Regions from separate parts of the Mus musculus genome. Here all the other regions are linked to region 4. Evidence: chromatin loops called from intact Hi-C (ENCODE). Cell type or tissue: heart. All regions are shown on one strand.

Evidence for each region. Hi-C counts contacts between places; a loop is a spot of excess contacts. Peaks named below come from ENCODE experiments on the same cell type or tissue, not always from the same donor. Only the 100,000 strongest peaks of a DNase experiment are listed, where the experiment ranks them.
Region 1: it touches region 4 in a loop (2.3-fold over the local background); 2 of 42 quality-filtered maps call a loop at or near these places.
Region 2: it touches region 4 in a loop (2.1-fold over the local background); 4 of 42 quality-filtered maps call a loop at or near these places.
Region 3: a loop joins it to region 4, with 2.1 times the contacts of the local background. A loop is called at or near these places in 3 of 42 quality-filtered maps.
Region 5: it touches region 4 in a loop (1.9-fold over the local background); 4 of 42 quality-filtered maps call a loop at or near these places.

What each region holds. Positions count from the first base shown.
Region 1 is chr7:134,570,413-134,575,412 of GRCm38, forward strand. No RefSeq gene overlaps it. Among named protein-coding and RNA genes, the nearest start is that of Dock1, 98 kb to the right of the region's middle. In heart, no CTCF peak of the experiment used is centred here; no DNase peak of the experiment used is centred here; H3K27ac peaks cover 20 bases.
Region 2 is chr7:134,770,648-134,775,647 of GRCm38, forward strand. Dock1 (dedicator of cytokinesis 1) reads left to right here. Exons shown (of 52, transcript NM_001033420.2): 17 at 820-923; 18 at 1,645-1,828. Among named protein-coding and RNA genes, the nearest start is that of Dock1, 100 kb to the left of the region's middle. In heart, no CTCF peak of the experiment used is centred here; a DNase peak (open chromatin) is centred at 1,894.
Region 3 is chr7:134,739,381-134,744,380 of GRCm38, forward strand. Dock1 (dedicator of cytokinesis 1) reads left to right here. Exons shown (of 52, transcript NM_001033420.2): 6 at 1,606-1,754; 7 at 4,824-4,959. Among named protein-coding and RNA genes, the nearest start is that of Dock1, 71 kb to the left of the region's middle. In heart, no CTCF peak of the experiment used is centred here; no DNase peak of the experiment used is centred here.
Region 4 is chr7:134,668,224-134,673,223 of GRCm38, forward strand. Dock1 (dedicator of cytokinesis 1) reads left to right here and starts at 2,464. Exons shown (of 52, transcript NM_001033420.2): 1 at 2,464-2,621. The coding sequence starts at 2,576. In heart, no CTCF peak of the experiment used is centred here; DNase peaks (open chromatin) are centred at 2,438, 2,948 and 3,628; H3K4me3 peaks cover 2,277 bases; H3K27ac peaks cover 2,318 bases.
Region 5 is chr7:134,729,549-134,734,548 of GRCm38, forward strand. It overlaps Dock1 (dedicator of cytokinesis 1), which reads left to right. Exons shown (of 52, transcript NM_001033420.2): 3 at 470-510; 4 at 4,502-4,557. Among named protein-coding and RNA genes, the nearest start is that of Dock1, 61 kb to the left of the region's middle. In heart, no CTCF peak of the experiment used is centred here; no DNase peak of the experiment used is centred here.

The DNA.
Region 1 (5,000 bases), 98 kb before region 4:
ACGGCCAACAGTAACAAGCCAGGCCAGATCAGAGCTTTGTCTCATCAACATGGTTTCTCTGGTGAAGCAGTTCATAGTTTTCTTCTGGGTCATTCTGAACAGCAAAACTACTAACTAGGAAAAAAAATCTTCAAAAGATAAGGCACAAATTAAGCTGCATGAAGGGCCCTCATTCACAACAGGAAAGATGAGCACCAGCTGTCAGCTTTGGCTGGATCCAAGCACAATGGCTGACCTCACTGAGAAACATCTCCGCAGATGACAAGGTTAGCTCAGAAGTGTTGATGTGGGCTTATAAACAGATCTTAGAGAGAAGGTGAGTCTATATACACTGAACTTATGGAAAGAAGTTTTTACTATTGCTTCAGAAGGTTAGAAAGTAAGACATCTGGAGCCTCTGGATAATGAGCATCCCACAGGATCTGGACTGGGAACACAGCTCAGTGAGTAGAGAGCTTGCTGGGGATACTCAAAGCTTTGGCTCAATATCAAGTTCTCCTCCCCCTAAATTTCTAATCTGAAGGTCCAAACACTAAACAACAGTCATGGCCCCACCAAAGACTTATCTGCAATGTTCCGGACACTGTTGTTTGTATTGAAGGTGAAAAACAGCAGTATTTTGTTGTAGAAAATTTTAATCCCAATCCAGGGTTTCTACCCCACCTTTGGCCATTTAGTTCCCAGGTAAAAGACACTCACGACCTTAAACCTTAATCAGCACTAGAGCTGGGCAGACGTCTATCCTCTATGCTATTAAAATCTATTTCATATCAACAATCCTGAGTTATTTTTTGCTATGTTTCATCCGGGCTTCTCTTAACTCTAGTTGGCCAGCCCTCAGGGTTGTTTTCTTGACTCCTAACTCATGGTGACTTCCTCTTCCTCTTCACCTTCTTCTCCCCCCTCATGGTTTCCCTCTGGCTCCCAAGCAAGTCAGTGGCCACGTGTCCACCTGACCAGATCATCCTGCTCTCTGCTGCTGCATGCAGAGAAAGAAGGGGAAATTGCTCTTGGTGATTCCTTTCAAATTAATATGATGTGCTTTAATATCCCTTATGACAACATTAGGAACCACACATAAAATACATATGCTGTGTACTGCAATCCCATAGCTGTCTGGAATAAAAGATCCTAAGTAATTATTTGACTTGTGCCCTAAACTAGTCACATTCCCAAGGAACACTCTTGGTGTATCTAAAAAGCACACTAGATTCTTAGACTTGCCCTTTCTCAGGAGAGGACCAGGTGAGCCTGCCAGTTGGAGGAGAACAACTGAGATTATCTGTTGTCAAAGATAAAGTGGAGGCTTTGAGACGAAAAGTGGATTGTGGGAATTATGTATATGTTGCCACAGGCTGGACAGCCTTCCTTCCACTCAGCGTGAAATACCCTCTGATGTCATCAGTGCTGAAGATAAATACTCAATAATTTTTAATGAAGCATGTCAACACTTGTGTCAGCCATCTTGATAGGAAATGATTGTTCTCCCTTTGGCTAGTGCAAGGTGTTACAGAAATTTTCCATGGGTAAAAAGATTCCAAGATAGAAAAATGTATTTGAATAGAAGGGAGAACAAAGGCATCTTTGGCATTTCATATCACACACTGTTACTAACTTTGGGGACACTGGTACCTTCTTTCTTAGCAAAGTATCAAAGACCAGTGACAAATATTGGGGTGGTAAACCTTCCCCCAGATACTGAGGCCAAACTTGCCCCATTTGCTTCAGCCAAATATTACAGCCTGCTGCAGGAAGCGGCAGATATGAGAACCAAGCTTTTCTGCTAAACCAGACACTATGCGGATTTTTCAGACTGGCTCAGCAATGCTGGTCTTCTCGCTACCTTCTCTTGGAAAATGGAGCTTATTTTGACTAACGTGTTACGTTAAGATGCTATGCACTGGCCTGTTAGTGTTATTCTAAATGAGTCAATGCTCTCAGCATCTCAGTTCTCACGTGGTGTATCATGGCAAGTGTAACTCGATGCACCAAAGGTCTTGAGGATCCCAGTAACCTAAGTGTTTATGGAACTGTCGCTCATGTTATCGCCTAGCTAAATAACAGGATCATCACGCCATCTATGAATGCTGTTCTCGTATAGGTTACAGAAGACTGTAGACCAGAGAAAGGAGAGCAGGAAGAGGTGGAAGGAGAATTGGAGAGTGAGCTCACACTCTTTCTTTCCTAACAGGCAGATGACGGGCAGTTCCTGTCCTCCCTTCTTATAAGAATGAGTTTCCCAAGAAAGGTGTTTTTAAACAGAAATCAAGCTGGCTTTAGAGCTACCAAGCACTTTGCTCAGCCTCCATTTGACAATACTTCCTAGGCTGCTAAGCATGGGAATTTGCAAGGATCTGTTATTCCTGAACCGTCAGAATGGCCCCGCATGGCTGTGTCTTCAGCTGCTGTTATTATTCCATTTTAATTAGAAATCTTTATGGCTTTGCCTTCATCATTATCACTGTACTTTCTCGTGAGCTATTTGGTTTGTTACATAATGAGACAATCTATTAGCATCTGTGACATTTTGGGTCCATAATTTTCCAGTTCCCAGATTTAGCACTGTGTGTCATGGTACAAATACGAGCCCTTCACACTCCCGTTGCTAAGATTGGTGAGACACCATTACAGGTAATTATATAATGATAAATACTTATTGTTATTTAGTTGTTATATAAGTAATCTCCTCAGAATTTCTTTGGACAGTGAGGTGGTTTTTGCAGTTCAAAATGTATTTTTAAGATGTGAGGGTGACTCCTTCCTATACGTCTGGCACTGGGGAGTCTGAAGTGGGATTATGAGTTTAGGGTCTGCCTAAGTTACATAGTGAGACTTGGTCTGATAGCTGGGGGTGAGGCTGGCATTTGTCTCTCCAAAAACTAGTGTCAATGATCAGAAACACATGCTGACAACTCCAAAATTATCTACCAGTGGTTGAAATTGAAATTGAAATGTGCCAGCGGTTCCATGGGCCCAGCCATTTCCATAGACTAGCTTCCTTTCCAAAGTCAAAGCCATCCTCTTTCCAATACTAAACTGGCTCCTTGTAAGTATTCTCATCACCAAAACTGACCCCTGCTCTTGCCAGTCCAGTCTCTCTACAAAATTCACCTACCTCCTGGGCATGCTTCAAACTAAGTGTCTTGGCAACGTGGCGTTATCTTTGACACAGCTTATGCTGGAGAAAATCTTATCATATTTCAGGGTAATTAACTAGTTTGTGTCGAGAAAACTCATAGCTATCCTGGGACATGTTCTTGGACATGCTGGGACTCTGTCTGTGCATCCAACTCTATAGCTCTCACCCCCAGAAGCTCTACTCACTCACAGGATATTCCCCTCTAGGTATCTCTCTGGCACACAGTAGGTCTTACACAAGATCTCTCTTCTCTGCCCTCAAAAAAAAAAAAACCCAAATAAAACAAAAAACAAAAACTAACACTCCTTCTTCACTCCTGCCTTAGACCCAGGAAGCCACCTTAGTGGCCACTCACAGCCGCTTTGCCTGCCTCTGACTTTGTGTACAAAGCAACAGTGAGAGAACATGAAATACAAGTCACAACCTGCACTATGTGTATAATTTAAAATGTTCTCATAGTCCTATTTTTAAAAGTAAAAAGAAATAGGTGAAGGTAAGGTTAACAATATGTTTTATGGAACCCACTATTCCTAAAATATTGCTGAATTGACATGTAGTCGATATTTTAAAAGTACATAATTAGTGAACTATTTCATGGTCTTTCTCACTAGGTCTTTACAACCCAGTGCAGGCTGTGGAGAGTGCATCGTGATTTGAACTTGCTACATCGCACATGCCTTGCATAGTGGTTTAAAATAGCCAACCCCCCCTCCCATAGAATCATATGTTGTAATGTTGGACCCACGGGGAGTAGCATTATTAGGAGGTGTGGCCTTGTTGGAGGAAGTGTGTCCCTATGGGGCTAAGCTTCGCCAGCCTTCTGGTTCCCTTCAGATCAAGATGTAGAACTCTCAGCTCCTCTAGGTCCATGTTTGCCTGCCTGGATGCTGCCATGCTTCCTGCCTTGATGATATTGGACTGAACCCCTGAACCTGTAAGCCAGCCCCAATTAAGTGCTGTCCTTATAAAAGGTTGTCTTATTCATAATGTCTGTTCACAGCAATGGAAACTGTAAGACACCTTGTAGTCATAGGAGGCAAGGGGCCACGCTGGGCAGCTCAGATCAGGAGCCGGGAGGCAGGAAGAGAGGAAGGTGAAAGTAGGCAGCTTCAACCCCAGCCTCCCAGGCTGCCAGCTGCATAGTGCTGTTCCTGAAGCCTTTGACATCTTTCTTCATCTCTGATTTGAGAAGAGTGAAATTGAGCTATAAACAGAAACTCTCTGTCTCTGTCTCTCTCAAGTTTCTAGAAGAGTAGGTTCCAACTTTTCATGTTGCTAACAGTCCTTGGTATTCCTTGACTATTAGAAACATCATCACCTGGCCATCTTCTTGTATGTCACTTTTTTTTTTTTTTTTGACAGCACTTCACGTAGTCCAGGCTGGCCTTGAACTCACTATGTGCATAAGGATGATCTTGCACTCCTGATCCTCCTGCCTTCATTTCCAAGTGCTGTGCTACAGGTATGTATCATCGCATATGATTTATTTATTTAGTGTGTGTTAGACAAGTGCTGTACCATATAAGCTATATCACCAGCCCTCCTGTTAAAATGTCATTTACCATATTGGATTAAGGGTCTTGCCTAACTCCAGTCTCAACTGACCCAAAGTATTCATATCTCCAACAACCTACTTCCAAATTCTGTTGCATTCTGAGACTCCAGAAACAGTAAGAATTGGGGGAGTGGACAGGAGGATGTCATCTAACCCATGCATTCCCAAACAGCAAGCAGCTCTCACCAAATAATGGGCAGATCCCAGCTTGTGATGATATGAATGAGTGACACCCGCTCCCCATAGACTCATCGACCCTATGAATACTCTGTCTCAAGTTGATGGAACTGTTTGAGAAGGATTAGG
Region 2 (5,000 bases), 100 kb after region 4:
TATATATTGCATACATACACACCTACATATGTATACTCTCACACAGACAAACATGCATACTCAGAAACCCTTAGATTCCAGGGCTCAGTAGACAGACTAGCAGTAACATAACAAATCCCCTACCCCCACATATCTGCCAGTGTTGAAGACCATGAAGAAAACCCATCAGATGCTGATACCATATATGAATGGGCAGTTGATTGTTTTAGATGCTTTGAAGAAGCCTGAAGCAAGGGAGAGCACGAGCCCTCCATGCAGGCCTGGCTGTTGCACTTTCTTGCCCTCCATGCAGGCCTGGCTGTTGCACTTTCTTGCTAAAGACCCTAGAACATCTCATGGGGGGGGGTCTTCTGGCCCCCAGAGATAGGTGGTGTGCACTAGGACTCCGTGGTTTCTCTATTGCTAAGCAGTTTTCCTCCCTGCACTGGCCCTTTCCCATGTCCTAGGTTTATTCCCTCGTTCACATCGCAGTCTCTCTGTTCTTGTTTAAACCAAGCCACGTTCAGTTTGGCTCCTCCCACTTACTTCGGGTTGTAGCGGTGTGAGCTCCCTTCACTCTTCTGCAAAACCTTCCTGGCTTTGTCCTGGAATCAGCTCTGGGTTGCACAGTCTCCCCTTCCCTGAGACTTGGAACTAGTTCGAGGACAGTCGATCCTTCTGATGCGAATCTTCCTGTTGGTGATTGTGGGGTTTGTTTCTCCGTCCCCCATTGGCTTCTCCTGTGTACGTTGGCGATTGTCTACCAGGCGTCTTTGTAGCAGGTGCTAATGTCACTTTGTCCTGACTGTAGTTGAGGGTAATGATTGGTTTTCTTTGCAGCCAAGGATAAATCTGAAAAGATCTTCGCACTGGCCTTTGTGAAGCTGATGAGATACGATGGGACCACCCTGAGAGACGGGGAGCATGACCTTATTGTCTACAAGGTACGCACCTCTGTCCCAGGGTACCCTGGGCGCCCTGACTGGATCAGGCCCTAGTGAAGCCCTCACCTGAGCTGAACTGTTAGCTTTTCATGGTTGTGACAAATACCTGAGCAAAACAATAAAGGGAGTCAGGGTGTGTCAGCGCTTTCGGTCCTGGTCCTTCCTGGTGGGGAGGGTGTGGTGAGCAGCTTATATCCAGGTGGCCAGGAAACAGAGAATACTGTGGGAGGAGACTTTGTTTTAGCCCATCAGGGTCCCCAGTCTTCATGTGTACCTAGTTTCAGGAGGTAACTTTCCCCTCATAGTTAATTCTCTGTGGTGGACACGCTTCGAGGTATGCTTTACCAAGCTCTCAGAACTTCCCACTTCAGTCAAGCCTGCGATCAAGATGAACATCTCAGTTGACATTTCTCACCGGAGGACAGAGCTGCTGTGTAGCATGGAGCTGCATTTAATTATGTAAATGAGCAGTTATGATTGGCCAGCCCTTTTGCTGTTCCTAACGAGAGACGATGACAGGCAATAACACGTTCCGTGCTGTATGCGAAGGCTGAGGATGGGCGTTAGTCCACAGGACGAGGGAAGATGGTTGAAGTGCACTGTAGAACACAGTGTGGAAGGGGGCGTGGGGGTTGAAGGAAATCATAATAATAAGGCATGCAGAACCTGGAGTGTGGCCTCCATGAATGTTGTTTGATACAAGGTGCAATCAAACCCACAGGCTGAAGCCAAAAAGCTCGAAGATGCAGCCACATACTTGAGCCTCCCTAGTACCAAGGGGGAGTTGGAAGAAAAGGGCCACTCAGCCACAGGCAAAGGAATGCAGAGTCTTGGGAGTTGTACCATCAGCAAAGACTCTTTCCAGATCTCCACTCTGGTGTGTTCCACGAAACTGACCCAGAACGGTGAGTTCTAGAATTCCTCCCTCTCCAACACATCCCTTTTGGCTGCGTGTTGAGTGGAGGAGTTTCCTGTGGGTGCGTGGACGTCACCCACTGTGTCCTTTGATAAGGACCTCCATAGATGTCGATGAGCTTGGGAAGAGGAAGTGGCATCCGTCAGAGTTTAAAACTCACACTTCTATTTTGGGCTGAGGACTAACTTAGCAGGGAGATTAAACAATGGGAGGACTTAATTTTATTTTTAAATGTGTTTATTTGTGGTGTATGTGGGGGCAGTCAGAGGACACACTGGCTTCTTTCCTTTCTCTGTGTGAACAGTGGGGCTTGAACTCTGTTCATCAAGCTTGTTAGCGAGCACCGTAACCACTCTTCCGTCTTGTCAGCCTTCCTCTTGGAGAAGTTTTCCAGGCAAAAGAAGGAAACAAGGCATCATGGGGAATACACAAGGTTTGAAAACAGATCAGAGAAATGGAGTTGAACCTTCATTCTAACTTAACCCTGGAAATGACCTTGAGTAACGAAGCTTTTAACCCAGCTCTTCCCGCTGGTACACATGTGAATAATGCCTGCTTCCGGAGCGTTCTGGCTAGTGTATACACACTGTCAGATGTGAGGTACTCCCTTCTCTGTGTCTTCCTCTGTCTTGATTCTCCTTGAGATAATTCCCAGTTATCTCTCTTTGGAGAAGTTGATTGGCCTGATATGTTTGGGCTCCCTGCTTACAGTGTGAGATAAGACCTCCTTGCTGGTTCTAGTCCACCAAGCTCAGCCTAATGTGGCAGGTCACTCATCAGCTGATGCCTCGGCCCTGGGCTGACTGAGTTCATTTCCCACTGCTTGCAGCCTCCTCGGAGTCATGGCAGCCCGGTGGCGATACTTCTTATTCAGGGCACACCAGTACCGTTGCCGTGACTCTGTCTGGAGGAGGCAGAGGCTCTCTGCACAAATCCTTCATTTAAAAGCCGCGTCCTCCTAATGTGGCCGTATCATAGCTGTGCAGAGACTTTATGCTCTCTTGAAATGGAGCTTGAAAATCCAATTTTTTTCCCTCTTAACTGCCTGATAGGAGTTGTGATTATTAATGTCCGTCATTATCAGGAATCACATCTCGGTGTTGCCTGTCAGTCATGGCTGGAGTTTGAGATTTGCCGAGGAGCAGGCATCGTTTGGGCTTGCACTGGATTACCCTAGCATGGAAGAAGCCCGTCCTTTGGAAGATGGGACTCTGGAAGGGAGAAATGTTGCTGTCCTGAGGGCTGAGGCGTGCCAGTCAGGTGTCTTTCAAACTTTCGCCACCTGCTGCTTCCATCTCTCTTTACATTTTACATCTCTCTTCATTCTCAGCTTTGCCCAGTGAGGCTTTCCCACCCTTGGCCTCCCTAGTAAAATATTAGTGAGAGGCTGTGAGTCATCCAGACACATCTGAGTTGTTTGAGCCTATGTGAACACCGATACTTGGAGACCATTTGGACACTTCCTGGTTGCCAAGTCACCGTGGGTTTGAATCATTTCTGAAGGGTTCTTACTTGCTGCCTGTGGTAATCGCTACCAGCAAATGACCCCCCCCCCCCATCCCCCACTTCCCAGAAGGACTGGATTTGTGTAAGTGGGGGGGGGGGGGAGGGAGGATTGTGCAGGAGTTTGATTCTCAGGGACATGAGTCAGCTATGTGGGCTCCAGCTAGTGACTGGGCTGTGCAAAGAATGTCCCAGTACTAGGAATGAGATTCTCAGCGTGTACCTACATTGGGGTACATGAACTAATGTTTGTGCCTCATTCAATGCAGGCTAAGGGTGGTGTCCCCAGCTGGGTCATTGACCCCAAGTGTGTCTGCTTTAGTGTCTCAGCAGGTGCTGAGCTCTGCTCAGCTTCTCACTTTGGAGGAAGCCACTGTCTTATATGTGGGTCAGTGTTCCAGATGCATCGCTAGTTGTCTGAAATTTGATCATAATTTCCTATCAAAACAAGTCTCATCCACAGTATCTCTTTAAAACATGCGGGGGGGGGGGAACCTCCCAGGGTGGTGTGTGGAATACTTTCTTACCTTACAGCTCCTTGAATCTCACCATTTGCAGGGTGATTCCCTCCCTGGTACCCAGTGAGAGAGCCCTGGTCTCTGCAGCAGCTGTTGCCAAGCAACAAGGAAATTCCAAAGTGATGCTGCTCACTGAACAGAAGGAAGAATCTGGCTTTCATTTCATGCAAGCATTGATACCCCTTTTTGGGATTGTGCCATGCCAGGAGTGTATAAGATGGGGGTGCCCTAGTTGGCGCCTGAGTGTGGAGTCCCAAATTCTCCTCTGAGGGAATCATTTTTCCTGAAACCATAATTTGTTCTCGCAAAGTTCCATTACTTAGGGAAAGAAAAGCAGGGGCTGAATTATTCATCAAGGTTTGTATTAAAGATCTCTGTCCTCAGCGCTGTGTGGGCTGCCATAGGGGATAGGACAAGAACTGTAAGATGCGATCCCTCCTCTCAATTAGCTTACTGTATAATGAGAGGGAAAGGAGTCATGAAACAAAGGATAATTATGAACCCAGCTGTGTTGAGTCCCCGGGACTGGAGGCCTTTCCTGCCTGGGTAGCTCTGTGGGGGAGGGACAAACTTTTTCCTTCAGCACTGCCCAGTGGGGTGATTTGTGAATTTTCTCATTTGAACTTTTTCCTCAAATTTGCAATACAGAGCCCAGATGGGCAGTACAAATGTTATAATCCAAGTTTTTTGTTGGGTGGGATGGGGTTTGGTTGCTGAGGCAGGAGAATTTACAAGTTCAAATACAGTCTGGGTTCTGCAGTGAGCTCCGGGCTAGTCTGATCCATCTAATGATCGCTGACTGCCCCTCTACCCAAAAAGGGGGGAAAAAAACCTCCAAAAAAGCAAAACAAAACAAAAATCCCTCAAACAACCACAACCAAAAAAAAAGGAAAAGAAAAACCCCAAATGAACAATAACGAAATAACACCCTCCCAAGGATAAGTAAATAACTAGAAATGGAAAGTTAAACTATAGAGACCAGACTCAACCCAGTCACATGGTGCGTGATACCAGCTCGGAATGATTGGGGCTTAGGTGATGCATTGGTCTCCATTAAAGCGACATTGATCACTCCTGAGACGGAGACAGAGACGGAGACACCCTCAACCCTTGGATCAGAAGGGTCAGGCCAAGATGGAC
Region 3 (5,000 bases), 71 kb after region 4:
CTTACGCTCACTCCCTGTCAGCTGGTTTCTTGCCCTGCCTCTTGACCTAGACTTGACTTTATTTAGCTCTGGGGTTAAAGGAGTCTGTTAGGGCTGAGCTACACTACAACCCGGTGTATCCAATTCACAGTCTTGAGGGTCACAATGGGATCAAATATCCCACACCACTGCAGTTCTTGGCACAGTGTTTGGTCTCAAAAAATACTTGTTGAGTGACTAGAAGAATAGTTTAAGGTTGAGGCTAGCCTAGTCTACATGACGCTCTGTCTCAAAACAACAGCAACAAATAAAAATAAGGGGAAGAAGGAGAAAAAAAGGCAGGAATAGAACGAGGGTAATGTACAAACAGCCTGGAGAGGTGCCTCGGCAGGTAAGATCACTTGCTGGTTTTTTCTAGAGGACCAAAGTTTGATTGTCAGCACTTGTATCTGGAAGTTTCTAACTCCAACTCCAGGAGATCAGATGCCCTCTGCTAGCCTCTGCTGTAACAACCCCCTCCCTCACACACACACACACACACACACACACACACACACACACACAATAATATAACTTGTCAGAGTGCTGTGTGTTGGGTAGGTGGTAGGGCTGTTTTAAAAACTTTTCTAAAGAGGGGTTTCAAATGGTTTTCAAAATAGGAGCTAGTGAGGAGGGAGTATCTCAGATAATACAGACCAGAGCTCCTTTTTAAAAACAGCAATTCTACATTTTAATTTTTGAACAATGATAGTGTTTAAAATATTATTAATTAACTCCCACTTGGATGTTGAGAAGCTGAACATTGTAGACAACTTTAGTCTTCTTGATGAGCTACATCAACAAGTGCAAACCTGTGGGGGTTCTTGTACCACAAACCCAATACACAAAAGGTGAGACGGGTCAGTTTGGGATCTTATCTTGCAGTTTACTGCAAGTTGATGTAGAAGCAAAAAGAGTATCCATGGATAGACATTTTCTGCCGCTGTATGTTGTGAGGGTCACAGTGTACCAGGGAAGGCTGGTACAAGATGGCTTATCTGTCAGCTGGCAGCATGGTCTTGGGACCCAGGCATCTCCAGGTGAGCAATGGGGCAGAACTGTCATGGGAAGAGAGTACAACAGTCAGTGCTTCCAGGCATAGCCAATATTTGACATGGTGACATGCCAGTCTTTGCTAACTATGAAGCTCAGGCTCCACGATGGAGCAATGAAGTTTGAAGAGGGAATCTCCTAATGTTTTAGGTGAGTTTATAGTTCTGTGTTGGAAACTATCCTCAGCTATCTGGCTGCCTTCATGCATTGGTCATGCACAGGATGCTGCTTCGAGTTCCAGGCCAGACTGAGGCTCAAGGTTCTGTTCTTGCTGTGTTCAATGCTGAGGACGTGGCTTACTTCTTGTTCTTTCAGGGTCTCATAGGAACCAAATCCTATACAATGTGCTCTGTTTGATGTGTGAACCTGCTCTTCTTTGACAGTCACTGGATCCCAGGAAGCAGAGCATATTCTACTTTAGTTTGAAGAACGATCCATTTGACATAATCTCCACTGTGCTGTTTTTTGTTTTTGTTTGTTTCTTTTTGTTTTTTAAATCAGAGCCCTTACATTTTAACTTTCTCTCCTATGTAGCAAGATAATAGAGAGATGTTTCGAAGTGTGCGACACATGATCTATGACCTTATTGAATGGCGGTCGCAGATCCTTTCTGGAACTCTGCCCCAGGATGAGCTCAAAGAGCTGAAGAAGAAGGTCACAGCCAAAATTGATTATGGAAACAGGTTTGTTTGTGCAAATGGTGATTTCATGCTTAAATTTTCCACAGTAATAGCACAACCCTAGGCCTGGAGGATGGTTCAATTACATTTTATCATAAAACCAAACTTCTAATATCAAAATAATGAAGTGGCTTACATTCTAATCTGGTTTATCCTGTCACCCTTGAAACCTGTAGTCTTTGCTGTGTAAGTGGGGGAGTTGTGAAGCTGGGTTGGGGTAGCCCCTCATTTTTGCTGTTTTGTCCCACCCCTGTTATGATATTCTACTTATAATTTTACTTTCTACTCATAGCATTTGACTCTAGATTATTTCCTGTAGTCCCTTGGTCTGTCAGACTAGACGTTAGAAGTCACCATGAAACTTGTCCCTAGAGTTGACATGCTTGATCTAACAGACAGAGGCACAATCCTCTTAACTTACAATTGAGATGAACTATACGTTGCCTTTTTGAGATGTTTCCATTTATGGGAGACATCCACCCTGGTTTAGTTGAGTGTCTTGAAAGATGGCTCACTCCTGAAAACAGCATGCTCTAATATTAGCTGCTGGGAATGTGACTGTCTTGGTTCTATCTCTGCTATATCAGTAGTTAGGATGAAGTTATGGCCTTTCCCATCTGGTACCCATTTGCTTATTCACATGTTACACTGCAAGAAGCCTTAAAGATGACCTGGTCCTGCATTTTCCTCAGGCCCTATAACCTCAGAAACACCTGGGCAGGTTTCACTATACTCAATCCGGGGACCTGCCCCTTGGGTTCTGAGTTCTGCTGTCTGGTCTAGGTTAAGAGCTCAGTCAGACTGCTGTTTGGGTGGTGGAAAACTTAAGGTGTAGTCTGCACCCTTCCCCATTTTTACACCTGAGGATGTGGAGGTGAGAACAGGGGCTGCCTCCTGCCCATCAGCTCAGAATCTTAGACAAGCCATAGGGCCTTTGTGAATAACTGAATTATTGCATAATTTTGTTTTCTGACAATTCCCCTTTTAATGTATGAAAGTTTCCTAATATCACATTAGGTGTGACTTTTATTTTTACCTCCAAGGCCAGAGACTCCAGATATAGAGTATTAGACACAGCTTTCATGAAACCCATTACAAGACTACCTGCTTTCAAAAGCTACTGACCCAGGCCCACACTCTGATTTCCTGAGGTGGCATCCATCCCCTGAGACTAGTCTTTAATCTTGTTGAGGTGAGACTAACACCTGCACAGAACCAGCTATGTATTGGTTGCAGAGACCAAATGTAGACTGGTTGCTGTGACTGACAGGCTGCATCATATGGTGGCGGCATTGGGCTAAAATGTGAGGAGCAAAGGCATTTATTTATTGATTGATTAATTGATTGATTGATTGTATGCCTCCAAGGCCAGAGATTCCAGATATAGGGCATTAGATACTGATTCAATGAAGCCTGTTTCAAGACTGTGTGTTTACAAAAGCAAACCTTTGGAACTCTGATTTCATTTTGTATTGGAGAAGCCTGTTTTCAAAGTTAGGTTCAGAGACCACCTGCTTAATCTGGCTGCAGGAAACAGCCTAAGTACGTTACGCCATGGAACAATCCTGTTAAGACAGAAAGTGTTTCCAAATGTAATTTACTGCTTTGATAGGAAATACAACCTTATTAAGACAAGTTCACCTGAGGACTGCAGGCCAGGATTCTTCTAAAGCCCCATGCTCTCTGCTTATCCTCCCCCTCCCCCCTTCAGAGAGTGACATAATAATAAATAATAATAATAATAATAATAATAATAATAATAATAAAGAAAAGCATAGAGTGTTTGGTTTTGGGATGGTCTCGTCTCTCAGGGAGCAGTTTGTTGCTCTCATCATTATCACATACGTATTCTTGCTTTTACCTTTTACCTGAGTCGGGTGGGGTTGTGGAGTGTCTAGGGAACTGTGGGAAATATGGTAAAGGTCACGGACTGTTTCTTTACAAAGATGGCTGTGTAAAACACAGAGACAAACATGCATACACCTTTACTCGGATTCACCAGACAGGTCCACAACCATACCTATCCATAGAAACCTGCTTGTACATACACATACACACATAGATACAGACAGACACACACACACGCACACACTCTGATTTCACAGGGAGGTGGCCATCCCCTTCTTTAGACCCTTTGCCATCTCTTGGGACTAGTCTCTAACCTTGTTATGGTGAAGCCAACACTCCACAACAGAACCAACTGTGTATTGGTTGCAGAGACCCATGTAGACTGGTTGCTGTGACTGACAGGCTACCTCATATGGTGATGATGTTGTGGTGAGAATATTGCCACCCCATCTTCTTTCTATCTTTTATCCGAACTACATAACTGACCTCACTGAGCTTCGGTTTTCTGTTTTGTGAAGTGGGTCTGACCAGATTTTCTATCTGGACTGAGGTGACAATGACATCACATGATACTCATGGTGGGCTGGCAAAGGGCCTGATATATATCTTCCTCAAGGTGGCCTCACCAGGTATAGCTTGTCAGGCCTTTAGCCTGGGCCTCCAGGAGCTCACCCACAGCACCTACAATTCATTGACCACGCCCACATCAGAGCTGACCCCACCCATACATCACTGACATCATTCATAAAATGCTGACCCATGGTCTTGGTCTTGAGTCTTAGAGCAGGTTCAGGGTTGGGATGAGTTGGTGAGATTTGAGAGGCTTTGTCCTGTTAGTGAAAGTTGTTACATAGACCTCGATCCTTCAGAGGCTTTCTGCCATCATGTACCCATGGGTCGTATACATGTGAGGGTGCAGAATGGGCTCTAATGACCCGCATCTTCCACAGTTGTTAGTCATGCATACTTCACTTGGACTTTGAAGGTCTATTGGAAGGTGAAGGCTTTATTGAAATATAGGTAACACTGAGTCATTTTCTTTCTCCCAGTGTGACATATTTTGAATTACAGAAAGCCATGCCACAGAATGGCATTCTCTGATATCTGTGGATGGGTCCCAGTTTCTGAGGCATTTCATCTGCTCTGTGGCTGGGCCTGACACTGTGCTAGGGGACCCCCTCTCTTGGTTCATGCTCTCCATGCTCTGGATTCTTGGTATTCTAGAATTCTTGATTTGGACCTGGTGGTGAGGGATGAAGATGGGAACATTTTGGACCCGGAACTAACTAGCACCATCAGTCTCTTCCGAGCACACGAAGTTGCTTCTAAACAAGTGGAGGAGAGACTGCAAGAGGAGAAAGTAGGTTCCATTCCTTAATGTGCACTTTGCCACTTTGCACA
Region 4 (5,000 bases):
TTTTTGTTTTTTGAATTTGGGGGATCCAAACTTGCATATTGGGCATTTCACCCACTGACCCACTTCCCTAGCTTCCTGTACCAGTCATTTTTTATCAGAGTGAAAATGTGTACCCTGAGGTTACTGAACAATGAACACGGAGGAAGGGAGAGACAGGAGGCCGTCAGCTCTGGGTCTGCTGCTGATTTATATAGCTACACTCTCTGGAGAGCCTCAGGATGTCCCATGAGGTTGGTGCCAGCAGTCCTGGTTCACGTATGGGGCCGTCAGGACCCTGAGGTTTAGCACCAGGAGGATGAGGCAGAAGCAACAGCAGAGTGACTGCACAGCTGGCCACAGCAGGGCATGCTTTCAAGGACTGTTGGATCTCAGGCGCCTGGTTGTTCTCAACACAAGCCATCTGCTCTCATATGGAGCCTCAAAAACAGAACTGAAATGAGGCACAGAAGATAATATGTGTGCTCCTGAAATCCATCTTCCTGGTTTTCTTCATGGATTTCCAAAATCCCAGGAAGACCTAGAAAGCCCTTCTATCCAGGAGCATCTCCGTGGGTCACGTCTAAATAAGCCTTACTGGTTTCTTCCTTCCTTTAAAAACCAGCATTTCTTTCCACCCCAGGCCCCTTGCACATCCACTTAATTCCCCACTTCCCCTTACTCATTTCTGCTTATCCTTAAAGTCCAGGCTTAAGACAGTTTTCTCAGGGAAACTCTTTTGACCTAAAGTGGGCCAGGCACTTGACTCTGAGCACCCCACTTCTGGTTAGCACCTTTGGTTGCTTCTCTTTGGAGCAGGTGAGTTACTGGACCCCACCCTCAAGGCCTGAACCCTTGAGGTTTCGGATTTTAGTGAATGCTGGAGGCCACGTGGGAGGTGAGCCCTGGCAGCTTCCCTTTTGAGGGACTGAAGTTCCTTATCAGTGAAAGGAGCCTGTGACTTTCTATGAATCAGTGGCTGAATTGCTAGAAATCTTAGTTGTATATTATCTTGAACTGGGGAGGTTCTCTCTCACCTTCCCCATCCAGGAGCTCCTGGCTATTTAAGCTGCATTCTGGACGGGTTGATATAACTGCTCCAGGCTGGGGTGGCCCTGTCTACAGCAGGTAGGCACCTGACCTTTCCAATTCTAGTTGAGTTGGCCCCTCTCTGGCTCTGACATGCAATCTTACACAATGTAGCCTTCATTCTTTTAAACTTTCATTCCTTTAGTCCTTGAAGATTCCCAGGCTGGTGTCTTTGTCATTGTTTCTAGGATGCAAGAGAGGGCACACAGTAGAATATGCAATCTCATTTGCCCCTTCTAATAGCTTGCTGTGGACCCGAGGTCCCCTTGCACCCCTCCCCTTAGTTTTAACCTTTTCTTGGATTCTAATGAACGCTCAGGGTGTGTCTATGGGCAGGCCTTGAAGAAATCGGAAGTATTGCACTTGTGGGTGGCTGGCACTGGGTGAGTCTGAGACCAGCCTCCTTCAGATTAGAGTTGCTAGGAGCTGCTTGTTCTAAGCTGGAACTGGCTTCCTTTCTCTTCCCACTTCCTCTCTTTCCCCACTTCAGCAGGCCCAGTTCCTACTGAACGCCTCAAAGTTGCTGCAAACTAGGAGCCTCATTGTGCTGCTCCAGACCCTCAACACCCAAAGAGATCTGGGCTGTTAGAAACACCCAGGGGCTGCAAAGTCTTTTCCTAGGCTTCTCTTACCAGTGCTGACTGTACATCACCACTCCCATCAGCTACTAGGCACGCTCAATGCGCTCAGACCCTGGCAAAATGGGTGCCCACTTTGAATGAATGAATGAACTACGATGAACTCCTAGCTCTGCTCCAACGCTCTCCACCAGGTCAGAACTGGGGTTTCCGCACTTCACACCAGTGAGTACATGTGTGGTGTCTGACTATTTGTGTTAGATCCAGGCCTAGAGGGCTATAAGGATTTGTGGTGTGTGTGTTCGCGCGTGCACGCTTGTGTGTGAAAAGATAGCACTTTGTGAGGTGCAGGGTACAGTGTTCAGGATGGTGTGCGTGGTGTGTGTGTGTTGTGTGTGTGTGTGTGTGTGTATGTGTGTACCCTGTATGGTACAGAGTGCAGAGTGTTTGGGATGCTGGGTGCTCGGTGTTCAAAGTAGAGTGTGGGTAAAGAGTGCTGGATGCGGTGCAGAGTAGACAGTGCAGGGTGAGGACCATACAGTGCAGATTAGTAGGTGCGAGGTGCACGGTGTTTAGTGGAAAGTAGAGGATGTGAGTTGCACGGTTCCTGCAGCATGCAGGGCGTCCATGGGCTCCGGGAAGCAGCCTGGGTCCCTCGAGGGACCCGGCGGGCCGAGCCCCAGGGCACGCGCGCCTGGGCGGGCTACAGCCGGCCGCCGTCCCGCCTCTCGCCGGCGCTCCCGGCCTTTCCCATCCGGCCCGCGACGCTCCGCCCGCCCCGTCCCACATGACACCGCCTCCGCCGCAAACTTTTTCCTCCCCATCCTGTCGCGGCGGGGAAGGAATGGAAGATGGCGGCCTAGGCGCAGAGTTTCCTGCCCGAGCAGCGGCGGCAGCAGCGGCGGCTCCAGTGGGCTGCGGCCAGCGCCACCATGACGCGCTGGGTCCCCACCAAGCGAGAGGAGAAGTACGGCGTGGGTGAGCAGCGCGCCGCCCCGCGCCCGCCCCGCGCGCAACTTCCCCGCCGCGGCGCCCAGCCTGTTGCCGCGCGGTGCGGAGCCCGGCCCGCCCGGGGCTGGAGCCCGCGTGGGGAACCCGGGGACCCTCCGGGGTCCACCGTGCTCCTCATTCCCGCGCATTCGCTCTGTCGTAGTCCCGTGTGCTCCTGCGTGCGCGGGGCTCCCGGGGTCATTGTTTGTGTGCGTTTTGGCTTCTTCGGGAAACTTCTGTTTGGCATCCGGGACTCCGGGTGGACACTTTTCATTGTGCAGCGCTCGGATCTGTGAAGCCTCCTTTTCTCGCGTGAGGAGTGGCTGCGCCTCCCGGGTTGGGTCGGTGCCGCCTTTCCCGCCCTGGATGGTAGGGGACACTCAGGCGCTCCTGTGTCCCCGGGGCTCTGGAAACGGACCTCGAGGGCGGGGACCTGGTTTTGCCTTTGTCGCTTCCCTAGGGGGTAGAAGGAGTAGGGTTGCAAGCTTACTTTTGATCCAAGGAGTCCCGCTTTCCTCAATGGCCAGACAGTCCCAGAGCCCTGCAGACCTTGTCTCGCCCCCCAGCTAGCCCACATCAAAAGTCAGGTCTGTCTAGGCCTCAGGGCTCGCTGGCATTCCAGATTTGACCATTCCGTTTCCAGGCTCCTGCTCTCTTTTCCCTAAGGATCCTCTGACGCCCAGCCTCACCTGAGCAGAGACTCTGACTTGCAAGCAGGCATTTCTTGGGGATTTGCAAGCAAGCATTTAGGGGAGCTTGCTGCCTTCCACCCTAAGGGCTGCCTTGGGGCACTTTCTCAGCAGCTGTCTGTTCTAGGCATGCCTTCAGCACCGTCTTGCAGGCCTAGTTCATGTCCCAGCCCGCTGTCTTTGAAAGCTTCCCGGAGACTCCAGTCTACAAGGCCGTGTCCTTCCTTTGAACTCCAGTTACTTATTTCTGTAACAAGTAGGAGATGGTGGCCATGGGGGCAGGGCTGGAGAAGCCTAGGGCCCCTACCTCCACTCTAGGCCCACACCCAGGTTTGGAGGATTTTTCCCTGCGTTGTGAACACTGGAGCTGAGCTCCACCTGTGCTTGGCCGACCTTTCAGAGGCCCATGGCAGAGCTGGGAAGGGCTGTTAGAGTCCCATCTATTTAATTTGGGATGAGGGTCCTACTTAGGATGGCTTCAGGGTGTGGGAGGTTTTCTCTTGGGGTTGCCCAGGACTGTTGAAAGAACAGCTAGAAGAGTGGCAGGGGCAAGCAGAAAGCCAGATAGTCGGGGTGCAGTTGAGGAAGGAGGGCCCTGCAGAGGACTCCCGGGTAGTGGAGAAACTTGCCCCCTGTGCTTTACCCTTGTAGCATAGTAATGGGAGCTGCTGGGTTTGAACCCTGGCAACAGTGGGTTCACATTCATCCCTGTTCTGCTGCAACTGCCACGGTGCCTTGGGATTATTGGGGAGGGGAGTCTATTTCTTTGATTTTTTTTTGTTTATTTTTTTGGGGGGGGGACAGAGTTTCACTATGTAGCCCTGGTTGGTCTGGCTTCATACAGAGGTCTACTTGTCTCTATCACCTGATTGCTAGGTTTAAAGGCATGCATCCTCACATCTGGTGGGTCGTGTCGTCGCCCCCCCCCCCCCGCCTCCCCCCCAGCATCCTCCACTCCCTTTAAGTTGGAAGACTGTTTTGTTGCCATTTGGGAGAAAGAAATAGGCAGGCTGGAGACCTCAGCAGCCTTGGGAATGAAGGGTTGTAGATAGGAAAGAAAATGGCTTGGGAGAGGTTGGGGGTGGGGGTGGGGGTGTCGGGGGGGGGGGCAGTTAGTCCAAACCTAGTTTGTAGTGCAGGGTGGTAGTGAGGTGCATACCAGTAAAGTCGGAACTTGGGAGGATCAGAAGTTGAAGTTCATCTTCTGCAGCATAATAAGTTTGAGGCCAGTCTGCGCTACGTGGGAGCGTATCTCAAAAGGAAAAAAGCTGTATTTTCTAAGCAAAAGGCCAGAAAACATTTAGCAGTGGAAACACTGTGAGTTCTTTTGTTGGGTGTGGGGACTTCACTTGAGAGAGAGGGAAACAGACACAGAGAGACAGAGAGGAGAGACAGAGAGAGAGAAGAGAGAGAGAGGGAGACAGAGACAGAGAGACAGAGAGAGAGAAGAGAGAAGAAGAGAGAGAGAGAGGGAGAGAGACAGAGAGAGACAGAGAGGAGACAGAGAGAGAGGAGAGAGAGAGAGGGAGAGAGAGACAGAGACAGAGAAAGACAGAGAGGAGATGGAGGGAGGGAGGGAGGGAGAGAGAGATATCAATCCAGCGCTGGGGTGTAGGTAGGGTGGTGGTGGCACTACATTTTGCTGTAACGTCCCCTAGAGACATGGATGTTGCCTCCA
Region 5 (5,000 bases), 61 kb after region 4:
TATGAGTGCTTGGCCTGGGTGCTTCCTTGGGAGTTGTCCTTGCCACAGAAGTACTTTGTGAGACTCTGGCTGCTCCAGGGCAGAGCCTTACAGAGGAAGGAAGTGGGCTCTCAATAGGTTTTCTGTTGGACAGTCTTTGATGATTCCAGACTCTGGAAGTTGTGCCTGGAGAGATCTTGAGTCAGATCAGCAGATGGGGAGTTGGGGGGCATGCACAAGGATCCTGCTGGGAACAAGGCCTCTTTTAGGACTTAACTTTTGATTTTTGATGGGATGGGTTGATGAGGCAGGCAGAGATGAAGTGGGGTGGTCAGCACGTGCAGGGAGCGAGCCGTGCTCTATGGGACTCCTCTATGGCATTAGGGTGCTTGTCTTTCCGGGTCTGGAGGGCAGTGACTTCTGCAAACTTTGAAGGTTTTGCTTGGAGTATGCTGTGTCTCCTAACCATTTCAACCCTGTGTTTGTTTAGGGTGGTACAGAGGCTACACCTTAAGGAAAAAGTCTAAAAAGGTAAGTCTTTTCCATTAAACATGTCTCTTCATAAATTAAACCATGAGAGGAAATAAATTCCATCTTATTTATATATAAGAATGTTACTTATCTCTTTCTTGAAATTTACCATATATATGGGCTGAGATTAAAAAAAATGACCTTGAGTTGGATTCTTCTGAATAAAGATGTCTGCAGAAATCACAGCTTCTGCTGGGAATGCTTATCTATAATCCCAGTATTAGGCTAGCCTGGTCTACCTAGTGAGAACCTGTCCCCACAAAAAACATTTCACCTAGGTGATTAGTTCCAGGAGTGAATTGTTGATCTCCACTCATGGAGGGAGAATTGATTTTTGTCCTGATAGAATTTTGCATCTTGTTGAACCACTGTGTGTAGCCATGAACTGAGAATAATCCCTTCAGAAGAGTAAAATGCCGCCAACAGTTTTCCATTTCCTATTATCCTTGGTAAATTAGCAAGTTTGCAAAGCTCACACATGGCCATTTCCCTCTTGCCTTATGGCAGTTTTCAGACTAGCTTAGTCAAGTTAAAAGAGCCTGATTTTCTAGGGTGATTTGCATGTGTGAGTCTATGAATATCCGAATCAAAAACATACTATCACTCCTCAGATATTGTGAAGGGCACTCCCATCCACAAGGGAGTGTGGCTTCGACATTCTTAGCTTCACAAAACCTAATTATGGCTCTTCTCTCTTACTCTGTAATGCTATGGCATTGCAGTAATGCCCATGCTAAGCTATGGTTAGTCTGTCCATGTTAACTTGGACCTTTTAATATCTGATTGTGGTTGACAGATGGTTCATTTTGCTTCCCAGAATTGGCCTCTCATTACTGCTGTATCCAACTAGACTCTGTTGTGATCTCTAGTCTATAATAGGGCTTTGGAATCCTAGTGGTTTCCATGCCAGGGCCTCCCTGTTCTGTATCCTCAGAGGCCTGGGCTGGCCTTCACCAGCAGGGCTAGAGTTCCATGAAGCTGTGAAGCCTCCTTTAGGGATATCACCCTTGAAGTGTGCAGATTGGGGGAACCATGGTGAAGATTTCAGGAGGCAAGACACCAGGAGTATTAGGGTTTCTCAGTGGTAAAGTGCTTGCCCTGAGGATCCAAGTTCTATCTCTAGCCCCAATGTTAAAAGCCTTAAAATCTGGGTGGTGGCACATGCTCATAATTGTAGCACTGGGAAGGCAGAAAGTAGAGATTATCTGGAACTCACTGGCCAACAAGGCTTGTCTCAAAAAGCAAGGTGGATGACTTCTGAGGAAGAGCGCTTGCCGCACGCATGCCTACATACATGTGCACACATAGGTACCCACCCTGATGGTTAGCATTGTGCAGACTCCTTTATTACATAGGGCAAAGCCACCCTGCTGTGAGGAACACAGGCCTAGGAAGGCTCTCACTTTTCCTTGATGCTCATATGTTGCCTAGCAACCCCATCCCCATCTTGGGCTCTCCCACTCTTCTAGTTCAGGGGTTCTCAACCTTCCTAATGCTGTTGACCCTTTAAAACAGTTCCTCATGTTGTGGTGACCCCAACCATATAATTATTTTTACTGATACTTCATAACTGTAATGTTGCTACTATTACGCATTCTAATATAAACATCTGATATGCTACCCCAAGGGGTTTGTGACTTTTAGATTGAGAACCACTGTTCTAGTCCTTTTCAAAGTCAGAATTTTTCTTCCTGGCCCCAGGAGACCTAGGCCTTCTACCTCATGATGTCCTAATGCTGCAAAAGGGTGTGGTTATTTTCTACCTGACATCCCCATTGGCTAATGAGGAAATTAAAGCCTTGCAGAGGCTAAAGTTTGGTTGCAGTTGTGTGAAGTGGCCCCAAGCAGATGCAGAGAAGCAGCAAGGCCCTTAGGAGTCTTGTCTGAGAGCCCTGCATGAGCATCCTCTGTCTAGATATTCATAGACATGTAGTTGGGCTGGGCAGTGGCTCATTTCAAATCTCTAGGCATGTCCAGTCTCATCCAGCTGTAATTTCTCCTTGGTTTTCATAATATTGAGTGCTGAGGCTGAGGAATTTCTTTCTGTGGACTTGACAGGGCTGGAGTGGTTTGTGTCACCTCCTTCTAAACCCACACCTATTCGAGTTCCAGTGAAAATAACGTGTTACATGTACACCTACATGTCTTTCTGGGTGTCTTGGCATCTGGGTCCTGGATTGGATGACCTGGACCTCTTGATTGCTCAGCCTGACTCCTTTGCTTGATGTCATAGTATTTCTATGTGTGAAATCTGTTCACTTTGCTGGTGGACAATGTTGCGGTAGTTAGTTAGCCACTCTGTGCTCCAGACGGGTTGCATGCACACACCCACCAAGAGCTATTTGGATTCTTCAATGAAACACACACACATCAGTTAATTTTAATATGCCTTGACTAGTTTAATAGCTGGACATTTCTAATTCTTCCCACTGCTAGCAAACACTCCCCTACTGTACTTCCGAGTTAACATCTTATTTATTTATTTATTTATTTATTTATTTATTTATTTATTTATTTATTTATTTTTGGTTTTTCGAGACAGGGTTTCTCTGTATAGCCCTGGCTGTCCTGAAACTCACTTTGTAGACCAGGCCTCGAACTCAGAAATCTGCTTGCCTCTGCCTCCCAAGTGTTGGGATTAAAGGCGTGGGCCACCATGCCTGGCAGTGTTAACATCTTTTAAAATCTAGATTTTACCTCTGACACCCCAGGCCTATGGCCATTTACCCTGATTCTCAGTGAAGTGGCCTATGGCCATTTACCCTGATTCTCACAAGTGGGCCTTTAGGTCTGGCCTTTTCTCTTCCCCGCCATGGTCATCCTCCTCTTCTTCCTTTCTCCTGGTTCCTCGTCCATGCAAATCCCCAAAGTCTCACATCAGTCTACCTGCCCATCCCTTGGCCATTGGTTCTTTATTGATTGATCAGAAACCAATTGGTGACGAGGACCTTCCTGATTTTGAGGACTGGATTAATTCAAATCATTAGAATCGACCTCCAACAGGACAGGGCAAGCAGAGATCAGCAGTATCTGCTAGCCACTTTCAGCCCTCTCTGAGCCCGGTTTCCTTCTAAGCATGATTGCCCATTTGCTTTCTGGATGTCCAGTGTAGCCCCTTGTTGGCAGATGCGTCCAGTCAGATGCTCCTTTTTCCCCAATAGGTTATCTTGAATCACTAGGGCACTAACTGCCTTTCTGTTATGTGTACCAGTCATCTCTGGCTTGTGCAGCCTGAGCCTCTGGGAGTCACTGGTTTGGGCTGCTCTGGATCCCATGAGTCAGGTCTTGAAAAACTACTCCTGGCATTCCACAGACCATGTTTGAAGTTGAAGTTCTTCTCAAGAGACCTGCTCCTTTAAGCAGGACTCGACTGAGCCACATGTCTACATACACATGTGTTTATGCTGCACACGGGAGAGTTAGAGGAGGGTAGAAGCATAGGCTAGCATGTTTCCTCAGCACTTCTGCAGATGGGTGGAATTTCACCCACCTTCGGCCTTTTACCATTGTCTACTTCATACAGAGACTGATGAGGGGAGCCCCAGGGCTGTACCTCAGTGGTCAGTGGACACTTGTGACAATCAGTGGTTTAAGCCAACTTCTGATGGCAGTCTTGTTATTTTATAAAGGGGAATCTGTCCTCACAATTGGTTTCTGGCATCAGACTTGTTGCATGTGCCAATGTCAAGGTCAGCAGTGCAGAGGAGGGGCAACCTGTGGAGGAGAACATTTCCTTGGGCCTTTGTGAAATTGTTGCTTCGCAAACATGTGGTGTCTGTTTTTTGCTAAGACATCTGCACAGTCTGAAATACAAGCTGATTGGGAGATTCTCTTTTATGCCTTGTGTTTTCTTCGTTGTGTTGTGTGTGATGCTTACACTTGCAAAATTAATGGTTAGCCAGCCCCCTAGCCCCTCCTCCTCTGGGGCTATTGTTTGATTTGCAGTCAGTATTTGCATGGATAATAAAAATGTTTTTTCTCTCCCTCCAAGGGTATATTTCCTGCTTCATATATTCATCTTAAAGAAGCCATTGTTGAAGGAAAAGGGTGAGTGTTGAAGGAAAAGGGTGATGAGTCTCTTCTGGATATTTAAATGAAGGATTAGATGATTTCACATGGCACTGCTGCCAAATATGTGGTAGGGTAAGACTCGGAGGTTAAGATAATACCAGTGGGGTTGCAGAGGTGGCTCATTGGTTAAGAGCACCTACTATTTCTGCAGAAGTCTTGAGTTTGGTTTCCAGCAGGAATGTCTGCTAGCTTACAACTACCTGGAACTCCAGAAAACGCACTTAGACTCATGTACCCATAGCCCCATACAGATGCACGTGTAAATACACAGTTAAAGATAGTAACAGTAACTCATTATAAAAGATAATAGCTCTGTTTGACCATGATGATATAGAACAATAAAGGAACTCGTGACTCAGTCATCTTGGTCATTGCTTTGGCCCACTTAAGGGTTCAAGGTCAGCACCTTAGCTGTGGTC